3 separate regions of the Mus musculus genome follow, and regions 1 and 2 are each linked to region 3. The links are chromatin loops, found by intact Hi-C in ENCODE. Cell type or tissue: left cerebral cortex. All regions are shown on one strand.

The links. Hi-C counts contacts between places; a loop is a spot of excess contacts. Peaks named below come from ENCODE experiments on the same cell type or tissue, not always from the same donor. Only the 100,000 strongest peaks of a DNase experiment are listed, where the experiment ranks them.
Region 1: a loop joins it to region 3, with 4 times the contacts of the local background. A loop is called at or near these places in 2 of 42 quality-filtered maps.
Region 2: a loop joins it to region 3, with 3.0 times the contacts of the local background. A loop is called at or near these places in 2 of 42 quality-filtered maps.

What each region holds. Positions count from the first base shown.
Region 1 is chr7:128,856,829-128,864,828 of GRCm38, reverse strand. Gm32884 (a long non-coding RNA gene) reads right to left here. Exons shown (of 6, transcript XR_869964.2): 2 at 3,093-3,162; 3 at 1,185-1,240. Among named protein-coding and RNA genes, the nearest start is that of Gm32884, 4.5 kb to the right of the region's middle. In left cerebral cortex, a CTCF peak has its summit at 4,525 (motif pointing left); DNase peaks (open chromatin) are centred at 3,896 and 4,512.
Region 2 is chr7:128,775,714-128,783,713 of GRCm38, reverse strand. Sec23ip (Sec23 interacting protein) reads right to left here. Exons shown (of 19, transcript NM_001029982.2): 14 at 6,788-6,943; 15 at 6,328-6,430; 16 at 5,100-5,285; 17 at 4,489-4,651; 18 at 3,977-4,078; 19 at 1-286. The coding sequence ends at 3,997. Among named protein-coding and RNA genes, the nearest start is that of Sec23ip, 35 kb to the right of the region's middle. In left cerebral cortex, a CTCF peak has its summit at 4,235 (motif pointing left); DNase peaks (open chromatin) are centred at 262, 4,225 and 5,185.
Region 3 is chr7:129,587,179-129,595,178 of GRCm38, reverse strand. It overlaps Wdr11 (WD repeat domain 11), which reads right to left and starts at 3,316. Exons shown (of 29, transcript NM_172255.3): 1 at 3,116-3,316; 2 at 2,092-2,203. The coding sequence starts at 3,201. In left cerebral cortex, no CTCF peak of the experiment used is centred here; a DNase peak (open chromatin) is centred at 3,223; H3K4me3 peaks cover 1,825 bases; H3K27ac peaks cover 1,109 bases.

The DNA.
Region 1 (8,000 bases), 730 kb after region 3:
CTAATTAGGAAAATGCCCTATTGGTTTGCCTACAGCCTCATCTTACAGAGACATTTTCTTAATTGGAGATTCCCTCCTCTCACATAGCTTTAATATATATCAAGTTGACATAAAACTATCTAGTATACTCCCATACACATAAAATACTTTTTATAAGAAAGGAAGAAAGAGTGAAAGAGAGAGAGAGAAAGAAAGAAAGAAAGAGAGAGAGAAAGAAAGAAAGAAAGAAAGAAAGAAAGAAAGAAAGAAAGAAAGAAAGGAAGGAAGGAAGGAAGGAAGGGAGAGAGAGAGAGAGAGAGAGAGAGAGAATGAAAGAAAGAAAGAAAGAAAGAAAGAAAGAAAGAAAGAAAGAAAGAAAGAAAGAAAGAAAGAAAGAAAGAGAGGTTTATTTTAGCTTACATCTGAGGGACTATCACCTATCATGGCAGGGAAGGCACAGTAGTGTTCAGTTCTACAGTGCTGGGTGTGTGATGCGACTGGTTGCTCACATCTCATCCCCTCACTATAGGAAGTAGAGGACAGGAAGTGGGAAGGAGCTTACAGTCTGAAGGCCTATGCCCACCCCTGTTTACTCACTCCTTTCATTACCTCCCAAAACAGTGCCACCAGATGGGATCAAGTGTTCAAACACACAAGGCATTTCATATTGAAACCATGAGAGAGAACAGGAAGTTTTGATCCAAAACAAGTGACCCTATCTCACTGCATCCCCCACTCAACATTTTTTTTACTCCAAGGTACCTGTTTCTGTCATTATTCTGTTGCCATCTATCACAAAACCAGAAATGGGAACCTGAGGCTAGGAGAAAAGCAAAAACCGTCCTGTCTGACTTCTCATCTGGAATCTGACATACGGCAATATGTCTAAAGCCACAGTAGGAACGGCTTGATAGCAAACTAAATCACCAGCAGCAAAGAAAATCGCCCTAGGGTTTGTGCCCCCTCCACCCGCTCCTGCAATGCTCATCAGGAAGGATTCCCTGACAGTGCAAACCTCAATCAATCACCAGGACTCTGAGGATGAGGGAGGATTCAGGGAACTCCCTCTAGGGGCGAATGACTCTTTAACCCCCACCTCAGCTTCCTAATAAGTTTGTCTCCAAAAACTAGAGCAACATTCTAACAAATGCAAAGTGAGAACTTCACTAAAACCGAATGACATCTATTGGCACAAAACAACCTACCTCTGAGACTCCGCATGCGCAGTCTGCTGGACTGTTTCTCACCATAGCACATTTTTCTATTGAATCAGAAAATAGAGAGAGAGAGCATATCAAAGCACTGAGTGCAGGTATTTTAACTTAATGAAAAGAACATGTCAAAATTTAATAGGGGAAAATAGGTCAGCTCCTATTTTTCATCAAGAAAAAGGGTCTCTGTAGGACAGTCTTAGAATGTGCCACCACTGAGAAAAGATTGCTGCTGGAGAAATTGAAACTGGAGCCTAAGGGCTTCCTCTGTCTTTGACTCTCTATCTCCCTAAGTGATAGGAAATGTGGTTTATTTGTAGAAATTCAATGTAGATTGCTTGAGGAAAGTTGACACGAACAAGAATCTATCAAAATAAAGACAAATGCTTCATAAAAGGCAGGTCTACACATGAAAGAAAATGCCATGGTTCTGCTGGGGGTTGGCAGTGGTAACCGCATCAAGGTAGAGCTGGCAAATATCACCAGTTACTGTGCATTAAATTTTGTCTAGTTAATCATGAGAACCAAGGTCAGTAAAGGAGTGACAAAGCAAAGCCATCCTGAGCTTGCCAATTAGCATGACTTTCTTCTCTTCCTACTCCCGTAGACCTGCTGGAATCATCACTGTGCTTCACTGCATGCTGTGCAAGGACTGTTGCAAAGATTATACAACCATCCTAAAAGTTGCCACATGGTCCTCTGTGTCATCATTAGTCAAAAAGCAGAAATAGCCAAATGTCCATCAATGGACAGATGGATAAATTCAGTGCCATACACATACATCTACACATACACACACTCTCTCTCCCTCTCTCTCTCTCTCTCTCTCTCTCTCTCTCTCTCTCTCTCTCTCTCTCTCTCTCTCTCTCTCAGAAAAAGAGAGAGAGAACAAGCCATTTACAATGGGAAACCAGGTCAGGGATGTTTTACAAAGACCATGCTTACTCCACATGAATGAACTTAAGTTTTCTGGCCCACTTGAGACTTGGGATCATATCCATTCTGACCGAACAAATCTCTTAAACTCTCTTGTCTCCCTTGGGTTTACACCGCATCCATGGATATTGCAATGTGAGAAGTTTACAATTAAAATTCACATCATATATTTGCAGGCAGCAACAGAACTGAATGAAGTCATTAGCATCCCGTGGCTTCCTAAGACTCTAGCCCTCAGTACAATTTTCTTACCAGCTACTGCTGGTTTGTCTAGCATCGTTTCCCCAGGTGGGACCAGTTCTGTTCGCTAGAACCTTCTGTAGCTTCTCATCTGTGTGTGTCTCACCCACCCAAACCCAAGAAGCAGACTTCAGAGTCACGGTTTCTGTAAGGTCCCAAAGCGCTCCCCACTCAACCCCAGTGAGTCTCTCCTGTTCCAGACGAGGCTTTCCAGACTGAGAGAGGTCCACAGAGAGAGAGCAGCAAGGCAGGAGGAATGAAGTAGGACCAGGTACAGACGTCACACTGCAGTCCCAGCTATCTTAGTGATAAGAAAACAGAGGTACCTTTGAAGCTGGGGGCAGGGGAATGTGTTTGAGGAGACTGGGGGAGTTAGAGAAGAGGGTCGATATGGTCAAAATTTGTGACTGGAATTCTCAAACAATAAATTTAAAAATACATTTTAAAAAAATGTGTGGGTTGGAGAGATGACTCTGCAGTTAAGAGCACCGACTGCTCTTCTAGAGGTCCTGAGTTCAATTCCCAGCAACCACATGGTGGCTCACAACCATCTGTAATGGAATCTGATGCCCTCTTCTGGTGTGTCTGAAGACAGCAATGCTGTACTTATATACAATAAAGAAAGAAAGAGGGGGGGGGGAAGGAAGGAAGGAAGGAAGGAAGGAAGGAAGGAAGGAAGGAAGGAAGGAAGGAAGGAAGGAAGGAAACACACGTTTATAAAGTGACCTGGTCATGCTCAGGCTAGCTCCTGTTCATCCAGTAGTTGGTCACTTTCCACGGAACTATCACCACGACACTGAAAGAACATGAAGACAATGTGTACAGATCAGTTCCAGGGCAGACAGGGAGGCTGGCCTCTGTGGCTTGTCCCATGTGGCTTGTCCCGTTCAGACCCTCCCAGGGCACTCACCTATGGTTAACTGTCTGCCTCGACTACGTGCTAAGATTCTCTGCCCCACTTGGAAAATGCCCCACCCTTAGCATCTCTCACTTGGGACGCTTTGGGGCAAATTCTCTGTCACTCCCGGGGAGAGTAAGATGTCCTTTACAACTATCTCCAGAATGTGGGTAGCTTTCCCCAAAGCTCCAGGATTTAAAGGCTTATTGTGTGGTACCTGGACCATCTGAGAGGTCCTTAAGTCCTTAGAGGTGTGTCTTACTGTGGTACCTGGACCATCTGAGAGGTCCTTAAGTCCTTAGAGGTGTGTCTTACTGGATGAACAGTGTGCTCCACCTCAGGTGATTCTGAGCTTCTCCTCAGAGAAGCAACATATTCAACTTTGGACCAGAATCAGGAGCCAAAACAGAAGAGTTTTCTTCATAAATTAACTCCCTCGGGTATTTTATTGTGATGGGAAGCTGACTAATACACTCCTTGGAATAAATGTGTGCCATCTGGGCAGAGGCTTGGGGGAACCAAGCCTTCAGATTGCTTCTCAGTCCAGGAGAGTATGAATCTGCTGTAAGCCTGGGGCGGTGACTGTGCCTGGGGCGGTGACTGTGACATCAGTGCTGGCATCGGGACAAATGGAAATCCCTCTGTGTGATTAGTCCATTTACTCTGATCTTGATTCTGCCAGCCTTTCTCCTGCCAGATGCTGCACTGGGATTTTGGGCTCCCTTTACTTTCTCTTCCCTAAATCCCAAGGGAGCTGTTAATAAATGGAAGACTTCCCAGTGAGCAGGAGCTACATGTCATTCGAGGCCACAAGGCTGGAGGACTTCCAAAAGGGACAGGTCTCACTTGTGTCCTGAAGCAACACGGCTGGGACAGTATGCAGCAGAGCCAAAGTTCCAAATTGAAGCCCAGGTTGGCCTTGGACTCACTCTCCTGCCTCTGCCTCCCAAGGTTTTGCATCTTATCAAGACCATTTAGTTGCCAAAAATGCAAATTCGACAACTGATTCCACCCATGGTATCCTCCAGCAAGAGTTGTCCCCCAACTTCTCAAAGTCACTCTGAAATGATAACCTGTTCCACTAGAGACTCAGTGGTGGTGGCCTGAGAGGGGAAGGGAGGAGGGGGAGTGTTGTTGGGTTCACCTGACACCCACAAAAGGCACCTGCTGTGGTCTCCTTAGTGTCTAGCAGTGCCTTGAGCGCTTCCTGTGGACCCATAGACCTCCTTGATTACAGTGCGTGCTCTAGCGCCATCTGCTGGAAGCTTGTGAATTGGTCTCCTGCACTCAGCCATGATTTGATTAAAACAATTTCTGCCAAGTTTGGGGTGGGACTGCTTGAGACAGAGACTATTAAAATTTGCTGTATCAATCCTTACTGATTCAAATAATCCTCCTATTTGTTGTGTCCCTTGAATTTCAAGACCTTACTCACTACATCTCACTTCAAAAAGATACTCTTCCAAAATTAAAATATTCTCACTGCAAGGCATTTGCTAATTCCAAAGAGAAATAATGGGGAGAGGTATTACAGATAAATGCAGCTCTCATCCCTCATCAAAGAATCTTTTCTTGTACCTGACAGAGGCCATTACAGAGATCCAGAACTGGTCAAATTGCAGAGACTAAGTGGCCATGGGGTGCCCAATTCCAAATGGTACATCTACAATGCAACCCCTGTATCTCAGGCTCGGAGAAAATAACAAGAAATGTCATATAATGGTTGTAAGAGTCAGACAACCAGGGTGCCTGCTGTGAGATAGTATCCTCTAGACACGACAGGGATGCTACCCCCATGAGATCTCAGCAGTGTGCATGCCTAAACAAGACCTACATAAGACCACATCAGCCATGCCGATGTGGATGGCCCTACCTCTAAATGAAGGACAACGACAACTAATGGCTTCTGAGAAAAGGAGAATCGTTTTTCTTCAGGTACCAGCTCCCTGGTAGCATCTCTAAATTCAAGAGGTCAGCCCTAAATATTAAACAGATTCAGTAGTGTGTGTGTGTGTGTGTGTGTGTGTGTGTGTCTAACAATAATAATTCTATAAGAAGAGCTTCGAGTGTTAGGGAGGAGAAGTGGGAGGGGTTGGAGGGGCAGAAAAAAGGGTGGAAATGATGTAAATACAGCCTACGATGTAAATACAGTACTCATGTATGAAATTCTCAGAAAATAAAAATTTAAATTTAAAAGCCCAGGGATACACAAGCTCCAGGCGAAGCAGGTCTGCCATTTGATCACTAATCTCTCAGCCTCAGTTGTCATTTTCAGGCAGAAAAACAAAATTCTACCACTGTGTTTCCTGGTACACTTCCTCAGCAACATTCAGAATTTATTAGAAAAAAATATGGAAACGGAGCACTGAGACACGGGAAAGGGCTAGCCTGGACTTCTTGGTAACCCTGTGCTAGGTGCTGAGCCATGCCCTGAAGATTCTAGTAGACAGGAACTTACATTCATTTGAAAATGGAATCTGCAGATATAAAATTGGTTGTGGCCAGGGGCAGAGAACTGGCTCAGTGGGTAAATCTTCATAAGTCTAATGACCTCAGTTTGATTGCCAGGACCTGGGTAAAAAAGGTAAGAACTGCCTCACAGATCTGTTCTCTGATGTGCACATGCGCACACATGCAAACACACATACATATAACACATACGTACATAAACATAAATACACATGCATATCTCAAAATGAGTGGAGGATTTTTTCCTCTTTTTAAATATTCTGGAATCATTCACATGAAATTAGAAGTATTTGTTTTTTGAATGTCTAATAGAAATCCCCAGTATATCTATGTATATAATATTCTCTGTGGCAAGATTTATAACAAATAGTTCAAATTCCATTTAATTGTAAGACTATTTGGTGACTGGGGAAATGGCTCAACCCCTACATGGTGGCTTATGACATCTGTAACTCCAGTTCCAGGAGATCTGATGTCCTCTTCTGACCTTCATGGGCAACAGACATGCATGTGGTGTACAGACAAACATGTGGGCAAAACACCCATACACATTAAATAAATATAAATTATATGGACTGATATATATAATATATGGATATATATGGATGTATAAATATATGGATATATGGATATATGGATCTATGTGTGTGTGCTACTACATACCACATACTACATGGACACACACAAAAATTACAAGACTTGCTTTCTGGGCTGGCGCCCTGAGCGTCTAGACCTTGGGCACAAACTCAGCAGCCAGCCCCACAACACCCAGAGGCAGCTTCACTCCCAGGTACTTTAACACGCCCAGGATCACAGGATCACAGGAGCTTGGTCACATCAGGATCTCAAGATCCCAAAGGCAGCTTGACTCCCAGGAGCTCGGACACACCCAGGATCTCATGATCACAGGATCCCAGAATCACAGGATCACAGAGACAGCTTAACTCAGAGGAGTTCTGACACAACCAGGATCACAGGAAGGACAGGCTCCAGTCAGACCTAGCCAGGGCAGGTAGCGCTAGAGATAACCAGATGGTGGGAGGCAAGTGTATGAACATAAGCAACAGAAACCAAGGTTACCTGGCATTATCAGAACCCAATTCCCCCACCATAGCAAGTCCTGGATACACCATCACACTGGAAAAGCAAGATTCAGATCTAAAATCACTTCTCATGATGATGATAGAGGACTTTAAGAAGGATATAAATAACTCTCTTAAAGAAATACAGGAGAACACAGGTAAACAGATAGAAGCCCTTAAAAAAGAAACACAAAAATCCCTTAAAGAGTTACAGAAAAACACAATCAAACAGACGAAGAAAAGGAACAAAACCATCCAGGATCTAAAAATGGAACTAGAAACAATAAAGAAACCACAAAGGGAGACAACCCTGGAGTTAGAAAACCTAGGAAAGAGAGCAGGAGTCATAGATGCAAACATCACCAACAAAATACAAAAGATAGAAGAGAGAATCTCAGGTGCAGAAGATACCATAGAAGACATTGACACAACAATGAAAGAAAACGCAAAAAGCAAACAAGCTCCTAACCCAAAACATCCAGGAAATCCAGGACACAGTGAGAAGACCAAACCTAAGGATAATAGATATAAAAGAGAGTGACGATTCCCATCTTAAAGGGCCAGTAAATATCTTCAACAAAATTATAAAAGAAAACTTCCCTAACCTAAAGAAAGAGATGCCCATGAATATACAAGAAGCCTACAGAACTCCAAATAGACTCAACCAGAAAAGAAATTCCTCCCATCACATAATAATCAAAACACCAAATGCACTAAACAAAGAAAGAATTTTAAAAGCAGTAAGGGAAAAAGGTCAAGTAACATATAAAGGCAGACCTAACAGAATTACACCAGACTTCTCAGCAGAGACTATGAAAGCTAGAGAATCCTGGGCAGATGTTATACAGACCCTAGGAGAACACAAATGCCAGCCCAGGCTACTATACCCAGCAAAACTCTCAATCACCATAGATGGAGAAAACAAGAGATGCTATGACAAAACTAATTTTACACAATATCTTTCCACAAATCCAGCCCTACAAAGGATAATAGATGGAAAACACCAACACAAGGAGTGAAACTACACCCTAGAAGAAGCAAGGAAAGTAATCTTTCAACAAACCCACACAAACATAATTCCACCTCTAACAAGAAAATTAACAGGAAGTAACAATCACTTTTCCTTAATATCTCAGTATGAAAATTAATATTACCAACATATCCTAATGAATTGAAATTCAAAAT
Region 2 (8,000 bases), 810 kb after region 3:
AAATATCTCTTCATTAGGACACAACTTAGATAACTATATAACTATAAAGATCTGAGAATTTCCCACAGCATCATTTTACGGTTGTAGTTTTTCTTCTACACTGTTCAAATACAGTACTGATTTTTTTTTTCAGCATCTTTCTGTTCTGTTTTAAAAACAAATTCCTACATCTGAGAAGTCCACGCTAGCAATTGTTGCTGAGTCACTTTTCTGTCATCCATCATAGATGCAAAGACGGATCAGCCACCAAGGAGCCTCTCAGCAATGACACTCATGCTGGAACTTCCTGTAAAGACAAGAGAGTCTTTTTAAAAAATCCTCAGTAAATTTCACAAACTCTCAACCTTACTAACCAATACTGCAAGCAACTGCCAGAGACCAGACTTCAAGCACAAGTCTTCAGACACACATACCTTCCAAAGGGCTGGGCTGGGCATGGGGGCTGTTGGGGAAGTGTGGGGCTTGTACCAAAGACCAGTTCAGTGAGGCGAAGAAGCACAACAAAGCTGGGTGTGGTGGTGCACACCTTTAATACCAGCCCTGGGCAGAAGCAGGCAGATCTCTGAGTTCAAGACTAGCCAGATATACATGGTCTACACACCCAACAAAGTCCCTCCCTACCCCATACCTCCAGAAAAATGCAAAAAGAGGCAATTGACTGAAAGGGGAGGGAAGAAGAGCTCACTAGTGATGGAAATAAAACCAAAATGATGAGTCAATAATTTTTGGTGATTAATTGGCAAAAATTCAAAAAAGTAACAACTAATGTTTAAAAGGGGTCAGAAAAACTGGCAATTTGCATAACATTACATGTGAAAATTGAGAGGCCTCTCTAGAATGCAACTGAACCATACGACATCAGAGCTTTCAAAATGTGTAATATTCTAGACAGTGCTACTCAGGGGTTTATCTCAAGTCAGAAACAGGCAAAAAAATATAAAGCTACATGTCAAAATTATGTATAAAGCTAAAGTCAAAATGATGTATAACAGTGAAATCTGGGAAGGCAGATAATCACCTCGTACTCAACAACGGAGGATAAGTTAATAATTAATAAATAAAACTGTGAGATGCAGAGCAAGAAACTTGCTCAAAAGGGGCCATGAGATGGTTCAGAGTGGGTGAAGGTGCTCACGACCCAATTTTACAACCTGAGTTCAAGTCCCAGGACCCCATGCTGTAAAGAAAGTCTACTCCAGCTGGCTGTCCTCTGGCTTCCACATACACACCATGCATGGCACACACATACATCTATATAAACAATAAATGTTCATTTAAAAGCTATAAAATAACTAAGTAAAATAGTTGAGCCACATGTATGTAAAGTTCATTTATAAAGATATAAAAATTGTAAACAAGGCTAAGCGTGTAGCTTAGCAGCACAACATACACAAGGCACTATGTTTAGTCTCTGTCCTATAAATATGTCTATATAAATGTACACCCCAACGCATACATGGATGTAGGCTGAAGTGGTAAAACCACATACTATCTGACATAGCAAGGATAGGCTAGGAGACAGCAAACAAGATATATAAAAAGAGATATAAAAGATATATATAAAAGATATATAAAGAGAGAAATGCTGGGACATGCAGATGGAACAGCCACTAAAAGCACTTGCTGCTCTTGCAGAAAACCACAGTTCTAGTCCCGGCACCCAAGTCAGGTGCTCACAACCACCTGTATTTCCAGCTACAGGGGATCTAACACCTTTGTCAGGCCTCCGTCAGCTCCTGGATGCAAGCAGCACGCACACACACACACACACACACACACACACACACACACTCTCTCTCTCTCTCTCTCTCTCTCTCACACTCAGGCACACATAAACATAAATCTAAAATAAATGTTTGAGAAAATCACTCCCAAGTCCATGAGGTATTTGCTGAACAGTGTGACAGCCCCACTGGACCCCGCCCGCCACAGGACAACCAGAGCCTCTGCAATCACTACTCCGCACACCGTTCGTTCTCTGCAGGCTGGCATCGATCTTTATCTGCCTGAGAATTAGGATTAAAAGTATGGGCTTCCACATCTGGCTGTTTTTGTTTTTGTTTTAATTAAGTACTTCATAACCTATTAAGGAAAACAGGTACCTGGTGTCTCAGGAAGGCAATCAAGATCACACAGTATGGCTCACTTGCAGACTGGATCACTTATCACAGACCTAGCCTAGCCATCTTCCCTATGTGTTTTCTCTATCAAGATCAGCAGAACTTAAACATTGCCTTTACAATCTTCATACAGACCAGGGGCTGCATGGGGCACGCAGCACAGACCTCCATCAACAGGTTAAGCCACTGTTTGGACATAGCATTGGGCTGGGGCACTACATAGCTGGGCTCACATTCAGAATTCTTCTGCCTCGTCCACTCAAGGACTGAGATTATTGGCATCTACTAACACATAAAGCATGCCTTTGCTTTTCTAGTTAAAGGGACACATATGATAGATACTGTCTCCTGCATTCATGACATGAATAGGGACATGATGTCTGGAGTACAGGAAGTCTTTCTTACGGCTATTCGGCAGTACAGAAATGAGTCCTGAGTGCCTGTGATATCACTCAACAGAGGACCCTTTCTGTTACAGATGGGAAATCAAGGAACTGAGTTGCGGGACCTACAGTCAAAAGAATCCCTATTTGCCATGCCCTGGAATCTATTTTTAAAAGAAACCAAAAATAAACCGGGTGGTGATGACACAGCCCTTTAATCCCAGCACTCAGGAGGCAGAGGCAAGCAGATCTCTGTGAGTTCAAGGCCAACCTGATCTACAGAATGAGTTCCAGAGAAACCCTGTCTTGAAAGAAAGAAAGAAAGAAAGAGAGAGAGAGAGAGAGAGAGGGAGGGAGGGAGGGAGGGAGGGAGGGGGGGAGGGGGGGAAGGGGAGGGGAGTCAAAAAGAGAACCCAAATCCTACTTAGATTTTTAAGTTGTCTATTTGTTTATGCGGTATCTCAGTGCACTGCCCACACTGAGATTGCCTTAAACTGAGACCCTCCGACTCCGACTCCTGAGTTCTGGAATTACAGACATACCTACAGCTGCCTCTGGAAAACCTTCAATAAAATGAATGTTACAAACCCACTTCTTTCCTCATTATCAATCACTACTCTGAATTTAAATAGTGCAACTGTAACAGTAACAAAGAGCCACTTCACACCAAAGACCTCAGAATCCAAGTGTAATCAAGGGCTATTCTAAGAAAACTCCTGGTCAAGAGAACAGGTTTCTGGCCTGGGAAAGTGTAAGCACCTGGCCAACAGACGATCCCTATGAGGGTGGGTTTGCCTTAGGCCATGCTAACAAGATTGCCAGAACAGTTTCCTTTTAATAGGAAACTGCACCTTCTTCCCTTCCCAGAATTCTACTCTGCCTTTTACCCCCTTCGAGGCATCATGTCTTAGGCCTGAGTTTGAAAGGCACAATTTTTCCTTTTCCTGTCTCTTTCTTTTAGATCCTGGCCAGAGCTGAAGCATGTGTCTCCCTGGCATTTTGGAGCATCCTTCCTATAGCTTCTCCCCACCCCTCCCCCCTGGCTGTCTACCATGTATCTGACTTCTGTGCCAGCTTAAATGGCCTTGTTCCCTTCTCCTCTTCTCCTCTTACAGCTGGCCTACCCTGAGACTCTTTCTTTGTGTGTGTGGTTTTTTTGAGACAGGATTTCTTTATGTAGTCCTGGCTATCCTGGGAACTCATTCTGTAGACCAGGCTAGCCTTGAACTCACAGAGATCTACCTGCCTCTGCCTCCTGGGTGCTGAAATGTTAGTGCACCACTACTGCCCAGCTGGGACTTTTTTCTTTTAAACACTAGTACAAGTGTCCTTGAGCCTCCACTTGAGCCCATTTGAGTCTAAAATCCCAAGAGATGACCTGATTTCCCTCTGCCATCTGACAATCACAAAGGGACCCCAAAATTCCAACAACACAAACATTAGCATGTACACATTTAATAAGGATTAACTCACCCTGTAAAATGCAAGTCTGCTCAATGCTGGGGCTGCTCTGGACTAATGTTCATTGTTCGATAAATTTCTTTAAGTAACAAGAGGGCAGTATCTTCAGATCCCCTGTCAGAAAGAAGACAACACTTAAACATGTACGGAAGGATGCCTTTTAATGCCCTCACACTCCAGCTATGAAAGACACCTCTACAAACACAGTGTGCAAGCAACAATGGTCTCTGCACACGGTGCAAAAGCACATGGCACACTGCCACCTCGTGGCTAACTCATTCTGTGCAGCTTTTAGAAAGGTTAGTGAGTCAGAAATGTAAGCTGCTAGCCAATCCTTCCTTAGCATCTCCACTCTGAGCGTAAAACAAAACCTTAAAGGGGGGAATGCTTTTGAATGTGTGAGTTCAGTGGTAGAATTTATTAAGTCTATTATAAACGGGCAATTAAGACAAAGACTTTCACCACAGTGAAAACACTGTACGAGTTAAAGCCAATCAAAGAGAATCAAAGTGAAGAATACTTACCAATAGCATAAGTGACTCTGAAGAGCGAAGAGATACTCATTGAAACTCTCGATTGGCTTTTCTTGAAGAACATAATCAATCCGGCGGCCTCCATTTAACATTCCAACCTTTCCTAAGTAGTCCTCGTCCTTGGAAAGTTCTGGACTTTCAACAATCTTTTCTGCTAGAATTTAAGCCATTTCGATATCAAAGTCAATCATTTAATCATTATCCTCTGACTTTAGCTGACTCTGTGTTCAATGAATATCGCTTGACACACATAGCAGCTGGGGAGCTACCAGGCTCACTCCCCATTCCTTCAGAGAAGGATGGAACCTCATAGAGTCTTTACCAAGCCTGAATACAAACTTAGCTCTCAACTCATATTCCTCCCCAGCCTGAACAATCTAAATAAAACCTGAAATTGCAGCTAAAAGCCAAGAAATAGCCAATAAAACTTAATTAGCAGCTGCATCTGACACTGCAGGATGTCAGGACTCCATCCCCTTTAGGGAAGGGGTCCATCCAATCTGACACAATCTGTCTGGAAAGAAAACCTCTCCAACGATGCACAAGCATTATGCTCTTCGGGCACAGTCTGTCCTGGAAAATGCTTCCAGTATCCCATTTACCTTCAACTACTTGCTTTTCCTCTTCCTCTTTGATTTGGTTGGCCACCTTCTCCAATTCTTCTTGCAGCTGAGTAGTAGAGGTGTGAGCACGCGCGAATTCGTTGAGTGTCTGCCAAGCACTTTTCAGAGAACTGATAAAGCCCTGCTTCAGATCGGATCCCATTCGAGAAAGGCTCTCTTTCAACTCTGAACGGATTCACATGATACCCCAGGTTACTTAGCCACTACATGCTATGCTCCAGAAATTAAAGTTAACCACGTCCCAGAGAAGCTCCCCTCCTCCCCCCCCTCCTCCTCCCACCTTAACTAGCATTAGGGAGCTTCCTGGAACCAAGAACCCACAATAGGATAAAATGTTGACTTGGGGTTGAGTTTTTTGAGACAGGGTCTCACTATGTAGGGCTGGCCTTAAAATTGAAATCTTCCTGCTTCAGCCTTCAAGTACTAAAATTGTAAGTATGCACTTGCATGCCTGGCTTTTTGTTTGTTTAGTTTGTTTGTTTTCTGACACATGGTCTTGGAGCCTCAAGCTTAGGGTGACCCTCACGTCTCAGATTCCAGAGCACTAAGATTACAGGATGTGCCACTGAAACCATTTCTTCTTAGCAATTTGATCTGTTCCAAACCTACAATTTTTTTAAAAAAGAGGTTCAAACACCATAACATAAACATCATCCTATAAACTTTTACTGGAATTCTTAAGACAGGTCTGTAACAGCAGGTGCTAGGCATATAATCTTTAAATCCCAGCACTCAGGAGGGAAAGGCAGGTGGATAGATCTCTTGTAAGTTCATGGCCAGGCCTCATCTGCATACTGAGTTCTAGGACAGCCAAGGCCCTGTAGAGAGAACTGGTTCCTTAAAGCTGCCCTCTTAAACCGGGTAGTGGTGGCGCACGCCTTTGATCCCAGAACTTGGGAGGCAGAGGCAGGTGGATTTCTGAATTCGAGGCCAGCCTGGTCTACAGAGTGAGTTCCAGGACAGCCAGGGCTCTGTAGAGAGAATTGGTTTCTTAAAGCTGTCTGTCCTCTTATCTCCACATATGCACAGTGGCATGCATGTGCCCATACACAAAGACATCACACATAAATTGTTTAAATGTTCATGATTCACTATAGATTGCCGGATAGTTTTGATGTGACTCAGTGCCTTGAACTCATTTTGCAGCCAGGAACAACCTTGACCTCCTAACCTTCTGCCTGTTCTGCAGTAAATCTTCGCTTCTTACCTAAGTGAAGTCTCTTCCTGCCTTTGTGATGTGGAACGAGAACAGCTTTTAAGTCCAAATCTGGAGCAATCATAGGCTCTAATCTGTACGCCACTGGGTCGAGCTGAAGGAAGAGAAGCAGGCACCGTCAATTACTTACTTGAAGTTACAGGCCACAGTCAGGGAAGCACACAGCTACTTGGCCAGCCAGAGAGTGACATTTCCACACCTTCCTCAGCTACTGGCTATTATAAGATTTGTGATTTGTAGGTGAAATTACTTTGCAAGCAGAGCAACTAACCTGTTTCTCCTTTGAGTAAAAGCTTTCTGGTACAAATACTTATTGAAGTGTCATCAGACTCTTAGGACGGAAGCTGAGCTTTGCAAATCATGACTGCTATTAATTTCAAGTAAGAACCTAAGAATCTATCCGGATGAAGAGGAGAGAACTTTCATCTTTTTAAAGTGCACAGTAACTCACCGGATGGTAAATATTGAAGAAACCTTTACAGGTAGGGAGGCGATATTTCTCATCAATCCTAGCCACTCCTCGAATAGTGAGAAGCATGCCGATCGGAGAGCCCAGGGCAAAGAAAATTTCCGGTTCAAAGTCTAACGAGCTGTAAGCAACAGAAACCTAGGAAAAAACACAGTAAGAAAATATTACCACAGACACATATACAAAACCCTTTGAATTTTTCAATGTTCTTGGCTCTGCACTGGCTCCCAAGCATGCAAACACGGAGGCCTCTCAGAGGTGGCTGCTGTGAGCTGAAGAAGGTAAGCATGGCCCATTAAAACTTCAGAGTCTGTGGCATTCTGCTCCACTTCTGAGATAATAAACACAGCACAGAAGCACAGCAGTACCTCTGCCTCAAACTGCAGAACCTGCAGCACCCACCGGGCCTGCTCCTACACTTGGTCAAGGTTCATGACGTCTTTTGCTTCTGCTAGTGTTATAACATGGAGATTTTCACAGTGCTAAACTCAGTATAATGGAGCCCAAGGCCACAGAAAGCACTTATCAGCACAAAGAGGAGTTCTAATCTTCAGTAGTCTCGGTTACTTCTATTACCATTCTATCTTCGCCTTAAAGAGCTGGAGGCAAAAGAATAAGCAAGCCCAGGGTCACCCTTGGATGCAGTGACTTAGAAACCAGCCAGGATACACAAGACTCTCTCAAAAAAAAAAAAATCCATTTAAGGCAAATTTCCTGTCAGAAAAAGGATTTGTATGAAGGAGCATATCTGAGATAGTTTGCATGGCGTCTCAAGGAAAGCACAGCCATCCGTGTGGCAACACGCTGTGTTTATGAAGTCTTCCTCTTCGCTCTACTTCAGGGGCAGGGAATGTCTTTTTGTCATGTTGGTAGGAAGAAGAAACTCAAGGGTTCTTTGGAAAATTGGTTGATGGCATTTTGCTGGGGCACACGTGAAGGAATTAAAGTGGACACGGTGTGAGAGGCTAAGGCAGACTCGTGAAGGAAGGTTTCGCTGAAGCAGACACAGGAGAGAGGATGCTCTGCTAAAGCAAGCACGTGAAAGGACGCGAGGTGAAGGAGCCTTTGCTGACAACACGCATGCATTGGTCTGCCTTACACTGCATAGTTGAGCTGCAGGACGCCATAGAGAGAAACACACCAAAAATCTCCTGGTGGTGTGCTGCAGTTTGTTGCTGCTTCCAAGGACTCAGGC
Region 3 (8,000 bases):
CAAGAGGTTACAATGTGCCTAACCAGAAAAAAAGTGTGAAGTAGCTCTGTTCAGAGATGCAGCTGTTGGTAATGAATTCAATTTAGGTAGGAACAGGAATACACAAAGGCTATGTACTGATGAGGTGATACAATGTGTGTCCAGAGGGTCACAGGAAGCTGACTGCTTAGAAAACAATGAGTTAGTATTTCCTAACTCCATGTCTGCAATGACATTATGGGATATAATTACTCTGAATAGGAAGAAACGTGTGTGCATGTATGAAGTTACAGCACTGAGGTCTATTTACATAACTTCTAAGACACTTATTTATAAACGTCTGCATAATCAACTATGCACACCAAGCTACAGAAAACAGAGAGAACATAGGAAGGTACAATTCATAGAAAGAACCCAAGAAAGAATTTCTCATCAGTAATGTGAGCTAGAAGATAATGAAGTGGTATTTTAAAATTACTTCTAGAAAATTAAACTACCAACCCAGAAATCTTATGTCCTTTGAGAATATTTAAAACAAAACAAACAAAAAAAGAACCAAAGGCAAAATATTTCCTCACACCAACAAAAGCTGATAAAATTAACCAAGATATTCACTTCAAGAATTGACAATAATTTCTTCAGGTTCAGAAGAAAACAGACTTATCAAATTGAAGCCCAAGTCTACACATAAATGAAACTCCAGAAAAGACAAAAGAGGAAAGAGAAAGGGGAGGTGACAACACTTCTCTCCTTGAAAACCTCAAATTAAAACCTCTCTACTTTATATAAAACTTAATGATGAAAGCCTGGATGCCTTCCCCTAAGCTATAGAAGTACCACTTAGCATTCTGACTCACTGAAGTTAGAGGTCCTGGCCAATGCAATATGGAAAGAAAAACAAAAATAAGCAAGTGGAAATTACTGAATTAAATTGCTCTGGTTAGCAGATGTCATGGTTATATCTATGTCTAAAAATCCAGCCCAAAATTACTAGTTCTAATAAGTAAGTTTATCAAGACCATAGGACATAAGTGAATATGTCCTATGATATAGTTTCCCTCAACTTCATACCAAATACAAAAATTAACTTAAAATTTATCAAGGACTGAAATAAAAAGCTAAAAATAAACTTGTAAATTGCTTGATGTTGGAGAAACCAGTGATTCCTTGGATATAGCACAAATAAATGGAAAAGTAAAATAAAGAATAAATTATATCAAAATTAAAACCATTTGTTCTTGAAAAGGCACTGTCAAAAGAAATGAAAAGAAGACCAAATAATAAGAGAAAATATCTGCAGGTTATGCGTCTGATAAGGGGCTCATTCAGGTCACGATTTAATAGTAACAAGGCAACACATTTCAAAGTGGGCCAAGAATCAGAGTAGGCATTTTTCTTAGTTACTTAATTACTAATGTGAACAGACACCATGACCAAGGCAGCTCTTATAAGGACAACATTTAATTGGGGCTGGCTCACAGGTTCTGAGGTTCAGTCCATTATCATCAAGGCTGGAGCATGGCAGAGTCCAGGCAGGCATGGTGCAGGAGGAGATGAGAGTTCTACATTTTCATTTGAAAGCTGCTAGTAAAACACTGACTTCCAAGCAGCTAGAATGAGGGTCTTAAAGCCCACATCCACAGTGACACACCTACTCCAACAGGGCCACACCTTCTAATAGTGCCACTCCCTGGGCCGAGCATATACAAACGGTCACAGGGCTTTTACAAAGACACACAAATAACCAGCAAGTCTATGAAAAGATGTTCATGAAATCACAGATTATATTCGCCATGAAATCACAAATCAAAACCACAGTGTGACTCACACCCACAAAGACAGTTACACTTTATATTTTCTTAGCACATGGTAGTCAGTGTTCAAAACTAATGGATGAGGGGGTGCTATGGTAAATGACAGAACTGGTATTTCCACTCACCTTTTCAAAGTGCCCCAGAACTAGCACTTAACAATGTATTCTGGATTGACATTAAGTCATGGGTATGTAAATGCTAGGCAACCCTAGATAATTGTATTTATATCTATGACTTAATGAGAACCTGATGACGTATTAAACTTGAGGTTATGGGGCTGATGTGTGACTTAACTTACCTTAACAATATCAGCTTTATGTTTTTCTAGAACTTGTAGAGTTTGGGCAGTATTGGAATCGATCACTACCACCAGTGAATGGCATCCATATGCAATTAAACCTTGCCAGCCCCTGGCGAAACAAGTGTTAAAATATAAAACAAAGCGACTCAACTTTGCCTATCATAAACAAATCTAGTTCACATGTGCCATTATTAGTAGTACTTCTTAAAGTGAAAGGCTTGTGATATTGTTCCATTTACAAAACACCCCCAGCTAAGTTTACAAATATTTATTGAGACTCATTTTCACTCAGATCAACAGTTCTAAAAGATATCTACAAAGAGCTCTGATGTGCAAAACCAATCTGGGCTGGTTTTGTATGAACACATGCTGTCTTATTCAGCATTTAATAACATTTATTTTTTATAACAACATAGAATCCACAATGCCCCTAGGATGAGTGACTAGTCTTAGTCCTTTCAATCAGATAAAAAAGTACATGAGAGGTCTCAGCCTCCGCAGCAACATTCCTAGCACAACAGTAATAGGATTTGCCTCACATGGTTAGTTCTCAGAACCTGGGTGTTATTTCACTGTGGAAAGAGAACTGGCTGTGGAGGCCGTGCTTCACGGGAACCAGTAAAGATAAAAGTGGGAGTAGGTAAGTGACAGGACACAGTTTGGGGCATTGTTGAATGCATCTAAGTGAAAAAGAGGAGTCTGAAAGAGTAAGAAAGAGTCAGGACCAGGAAGAGAAAAGGAGACAAGGAGAGAAGCCCTCCCGGGTGCAGGCTGGGGAAGAGGAAATGGGGACAGTAAAGGAATGAGATGCGGAGAAAGAACCCAGGACTGAAACTGTCTGCACCGAGGACCTGCCGGCTCCAGGCATTTGCGACTTATAGGACAACACAAATGTCTCAACTAAAAGCAAATCTGCGAGCTGTGGGACGCTGGCCGCGGTCTAGGCGAGGAAAACCGGAAGCCCAGTGTTCTTCCCCGTCCCCTCGCGAACTGCGGCCGAGGCCGGAAGCACTGCCCTCACCAGTCCACCGCCGCCTTGTTGTGCGCGTTGAGAGCCCCGGTGAGGGTGCGCGCTGACACCTTGAAGTTTACGGTGTAGGGTAACATCGCGGCGGCACCCCGGCCCTCCCCACCGGCAGGCAGGAAGCGACACGAGCAGCTCTTCCGTTCCAAAGTCCGGGTAGTCGCGTCCGCGCCAGCAGTTGGGTTCCGTGAAATCCCAGGTTCCTCCTTCCAATAGTCCGTCGTCTCTCCAGGAACTAGGACTTCTAGGTTCCTCCCTCTCCAAAGTTCCGAAACTCAAGTGAATCCCATGGAGTGTGGGTTGGAGCTAAGCATGGAAGAGGGGTTCTGCTACCAGTCGCATCTGCTTTCTTCCTTTTGGGAGAAAGATTGCTGGAAATCGTGAAAACAAAACAATAAAACTCCCAGTTTGCTTTTCTGCCTTTGATATGTTAATTTAGGGCAACTACCATTGCCAGCCACTGTTTGTTGTAGAAGGGTCCTGCATGAGAAGACACAGTGACTGTCTACTCACTAATGCTCACTAATGTTTGTTCTCTTTTTATTATGTGATAACTATCCTGGCTAATAGGGTTTGCATAACTCGCTCCCAAAGGACCATGTATTAAAAAACGTGATTTTCCCTACTTTAGGAAGAAGGGCCCATTGGGAGGTTTTTAGATCACTAGGAGAAGCGCCCAGGTTGGGGTGGGAGGTGCTGTTGAAGGGAATTGTTGGACCCTGGTCTTTTCCTCCTTATTTTTTGTGGCCCATGAAGTGAAAGGTTTTGCCATCTTGCTGTGCATCGTCACCATGGTATAGGTTCAAGAACAATGGGGCAAACCAGGCATGGACTAGAAGCTCCGAGATATTGTCCTTTAGAGACTGAGTATCTCGGGTGCTTGTTTCAGATTTGGAAATCTGGCCAACACACAAGTGAGGTGAGGAAGACTCAGTGAGTAAAGATGTTGAGTGTCTTTTAGCAGCAATTTAGCCATTTGTAATTATTTTTAAAAATACCCTATTGGGATATTTTAGCTCACTTTGTCTTTTCACTTCTGAGTTATAAGTATTCTTCGTTTATTATAAATTGAAGTTCCTTTTCATATATATATACATATATAATGTTTATTAAAATATACAAAAGTATGTGTTGAATAAACATATAATATAGAAATATATTTTATGATATGTATATTATATGATATATAGCACAATACATTATAGAAATTATATATTATAATATGTAGTATTATAAAATATACATACATAATATAAATACATACTATGTTTATATATAGATTATATTACAATATTTATATATAAGATTTATATTAAAACATATAAGATGTATATAAAAAAACCACTGTCGTTCCATAAATGTCAACATGAACCTTGAGTCAATTGGCTACGCAAATATTCCCAGCAAAGTCAAAGGCTGCAGTTAAGAGGACTTAAGTGTGTTCTCCAGCACCAGAGTGAGACAGCTCACAACCACCTGTAATTCCAACTCCCAGGGTTCACACCCTTCTAGACTCTAGTGCTCCTGCTCCTACACAAGAACATACCCTCACATAAACACATAGTTGAAATGAAAGGAAATCTTAAAAAATGATGAAATGAAACAAATGTTGGTAAGTTGTTCTTTTGATATTCTTTACTATATATGTAGATTTCATCTGTATTTTTAGTTACTGAAACTGCATAGCATGATGACTCTTGGAACCCTGCTGATAGTCCTGCTCAGTGCTTGCATATGTAAAAATCTACATGAATGTCCCTCTTCTCCTGCATCTTCAAGGGGCTCATGGAAGGTCGGTGTTACTGAGGGCTTTAGGTCACTCATTGTGACTCTGAGAAGCATCTTTAACTCCTTTCAGCCTCTGTGCTGGCTTCAGTGAGACGTCCCTCACCATCCTGAGCATTAGAGCATTTGATTTTTCAGTTGTCGGTTGTTTCGTAGGTTCAGGAGGTCTGGCCTGGATGGAGGAAGTGTGTCACTGGGGACAGATTTTGAGAGTTTAAAGGCTTAGATAGACCATCTCAAGTTTGTTTTCTCTGCTTTCTGCTTGTGGTTTGAAATGTAGTTCTCATGTGTTCCTCCATCTTGCCTGTTGCCATAATTCCCTGCCTTGATTGATGCTTATCCCTCCAGAACTGTAAGTCTAGATAAACTTTGTCTTTCCTAAGTTGCCTTGATCATAGTGTTCTGTCAGAGAGATAGAACCTGCACTAATACAAACTCCTTCCCCCTGTTATTGTGGCAGAGAAAAGGATTAAATTAGACCAAACATTTACAAAGCCTTAACGTAACACTTAGCTTCCTATAATTCCTTGTTTATTTACTGATAGGCATAAAACAAGGCCTGCTGTTTTCAGTGACTGCATTGCTTCCTCTAAGATATCATTTTAGCAGATAAAGACCTTTCTTTTTGAAGGCATGGCTTGCAAGAGAAGAATTGATAAGGATTTGGGTGAAAATAGAGTCCAATTTGGCTTGTGAGCCTCCAAGACACAAACACCATGACAGCCAGCTTTAAAATGAGGGCTATCAGATCATTTCAATGAATACAGGGGCAATATTGAAAGAATTATTGGCCTACAAGGGATATCATCTCTCTGTCTACCATGTATCTATCTATCTATCTATCTATCTATCTATCTATCTATCTATCTACCTATCTATCTATCTATCTATCTATCTATCTATCTATCTATCTATGCATCTCTCCCTCTCTCCCTCACTCTTTCCCTCTTCTCCTTCCTCTCCCCTCTCCTCCCTTCTCCTCTTCCCCTCCCTCTTCCCTTTCCCTTCCTTATCTGTCTCTTCCCCTTCCTTTTCCCCCTTCCCCTCCTCTTCCTTTTCTTTTCCCCTCCCCCTCCCTCACTCTGTATCCCTTTCTCTTTCTTTTTCTCATTTTCCTCTTCCCCCAGGCTGGCCCAGAACTCACTGTGTAGCAGCAGAGTGGCCCACAACTCACTATGTAGCTCAAGGCTGGCCTCTAGTTTATGTCAGTCCTCTTGACAAAACCTCCTTCTAAGTACTTGTCAAATGAAGGTTGTCTTTATTCAATCCATTTCGAACAGACCAGAGGAAGAGTTTTCCTGGCCAGTGTTGGACAGGAGCATGGACTTAGGCTGCCCTGACCTATACAAACAACCTTTTAAAATATAAGGAATTATATAGCTCAAGTAGGTATATGCATGTATGCGTGCATACATATATGTGCATGTGTGTTCACGTGTGCATGTGTGCATGCATGCATGTGGGGCAGTGGGTGTGGAGGAATAAAGGGAGTGGGAGAAAACCCGAGTCCTGCCAGAGTTCTGGTGCTCTGGGCAGGCAGACACAGAGGATTGCTGCACGCTTTCCACGTGTGTGTGTCCAACTGTGGGAAGCTACGGACCCAGCCCATTGGGGGTGGACAAGGGGAAGTCCTAGGTCTCTGGACCTCATAGAGGCCAGAGATAACAGGTTCTCAGTCTCGGGCATCCCAGACACTGCTGGACACCATGGAAGAGCTGAGAACAAAATGGGGGCCCCAGGGGCGGCTCAGTCAGTCCTGGAGCCGAAAGGAGGAGAAGGCAGGGAGAGAGAGGGTGCTGGGTGGTTCCCATGAGGGTGAGAGTCCTTGGTCAGGTCCATGGCTGGAGCACAGGAGTCTTCTGTCGAGAGGTTAGACACGGCTCGTTAGGGGAAAACCTGTCCCATCGTTCAAGCATGGCAGGCCTTGATGAGCAGAGACAGTCTATGGTTTTAGAGCTTTATTGTAGAAAGGCAGGGGGAAAGAGAGAAGATGGAAAGAGGGAGAGAGGCAGGCCATGGCCACGTGGGGAGGGGGAGGGAGAGAGAAGGAGGGCTAGAGATTAGAGTAAGAAAGGTGAGAGCTTAAAGCAAGTGAGGAGAGATCAAGCAGCCCCTTTTAGAGTGGGCTGGGCTACCTTGCTGTTGCCAGGTAACTATGGGGAGGAGCATACTTGACTATAGTCAGATAACTGTGGGAGTGGAGTCTAGCCAAAATGCCAGAAGCTTGTGTGCATGACTTATAGTCACAGAATTATGGAGTTGGGGGCTCTGTGGTGTCAGGCACCTGTCTCTGGGAATGTGGCTCACTATTCCATCCCTTGTAGAGTTTCCTACTGGGTCACTGGAATAAGCCTCATTCAACCAAAATAGGCTACCTTTCATGGCCACACACATGCATGTGTATATATCTGTGTCTGTGTGTGTGCTTTGTTTTACAGTTAAATTTAGAATAAGTAAATGTTCATTGTATGAAACTATAGAAATCACACAAATGAATAAACACCCAAGGTTGTGGGGTTTGTTTTGTTTTGTTTTTGTTTTGTTTTGTTTTGTTTTGTTTTGTTTTGTTTTGAGATGGGGTTTCTCTGTGTAGACCCGGCTGTCCTGGAACTCACTCTGTAGACCAGGCTAGCCTCGAACTTGGCAATCTGCCTGCCTCTGCCTTCCAAGTGCTGGGATTAAAGACATGTGCCACCACTGCCTGGCCCAAGGTTGTTTTTTAAGAGTCTTGTATCTTGAGAAATACACATACAATATTTTTATGAAATCAGGGGACTATTAATCATTTCTTGCTCTCTCACCGTAGGAATTTGATATAATCATTCCTAATCTTCCTTCATTGTTCTTCCTCTATCTTTTGTATTACAGAGATAATAATGCTTTAATGGGAATATGCAGGGCTTTCACAGATGCAGGGTCAGGCTACCACTGCATTTCAGTGTTCCGTGTGATAACATGCCTGTCAGTGGGATAGGTACCAATTACAGAAAATAAAGAGAAGTGGGGCTTTCTGGAGGTCTGGGCAGTTTCCAGCCTGGAGTAGAGTCAGGTGCCAGGCCCGGTAGACATTATCCATCCTCTCTCTAACTCTGTACCT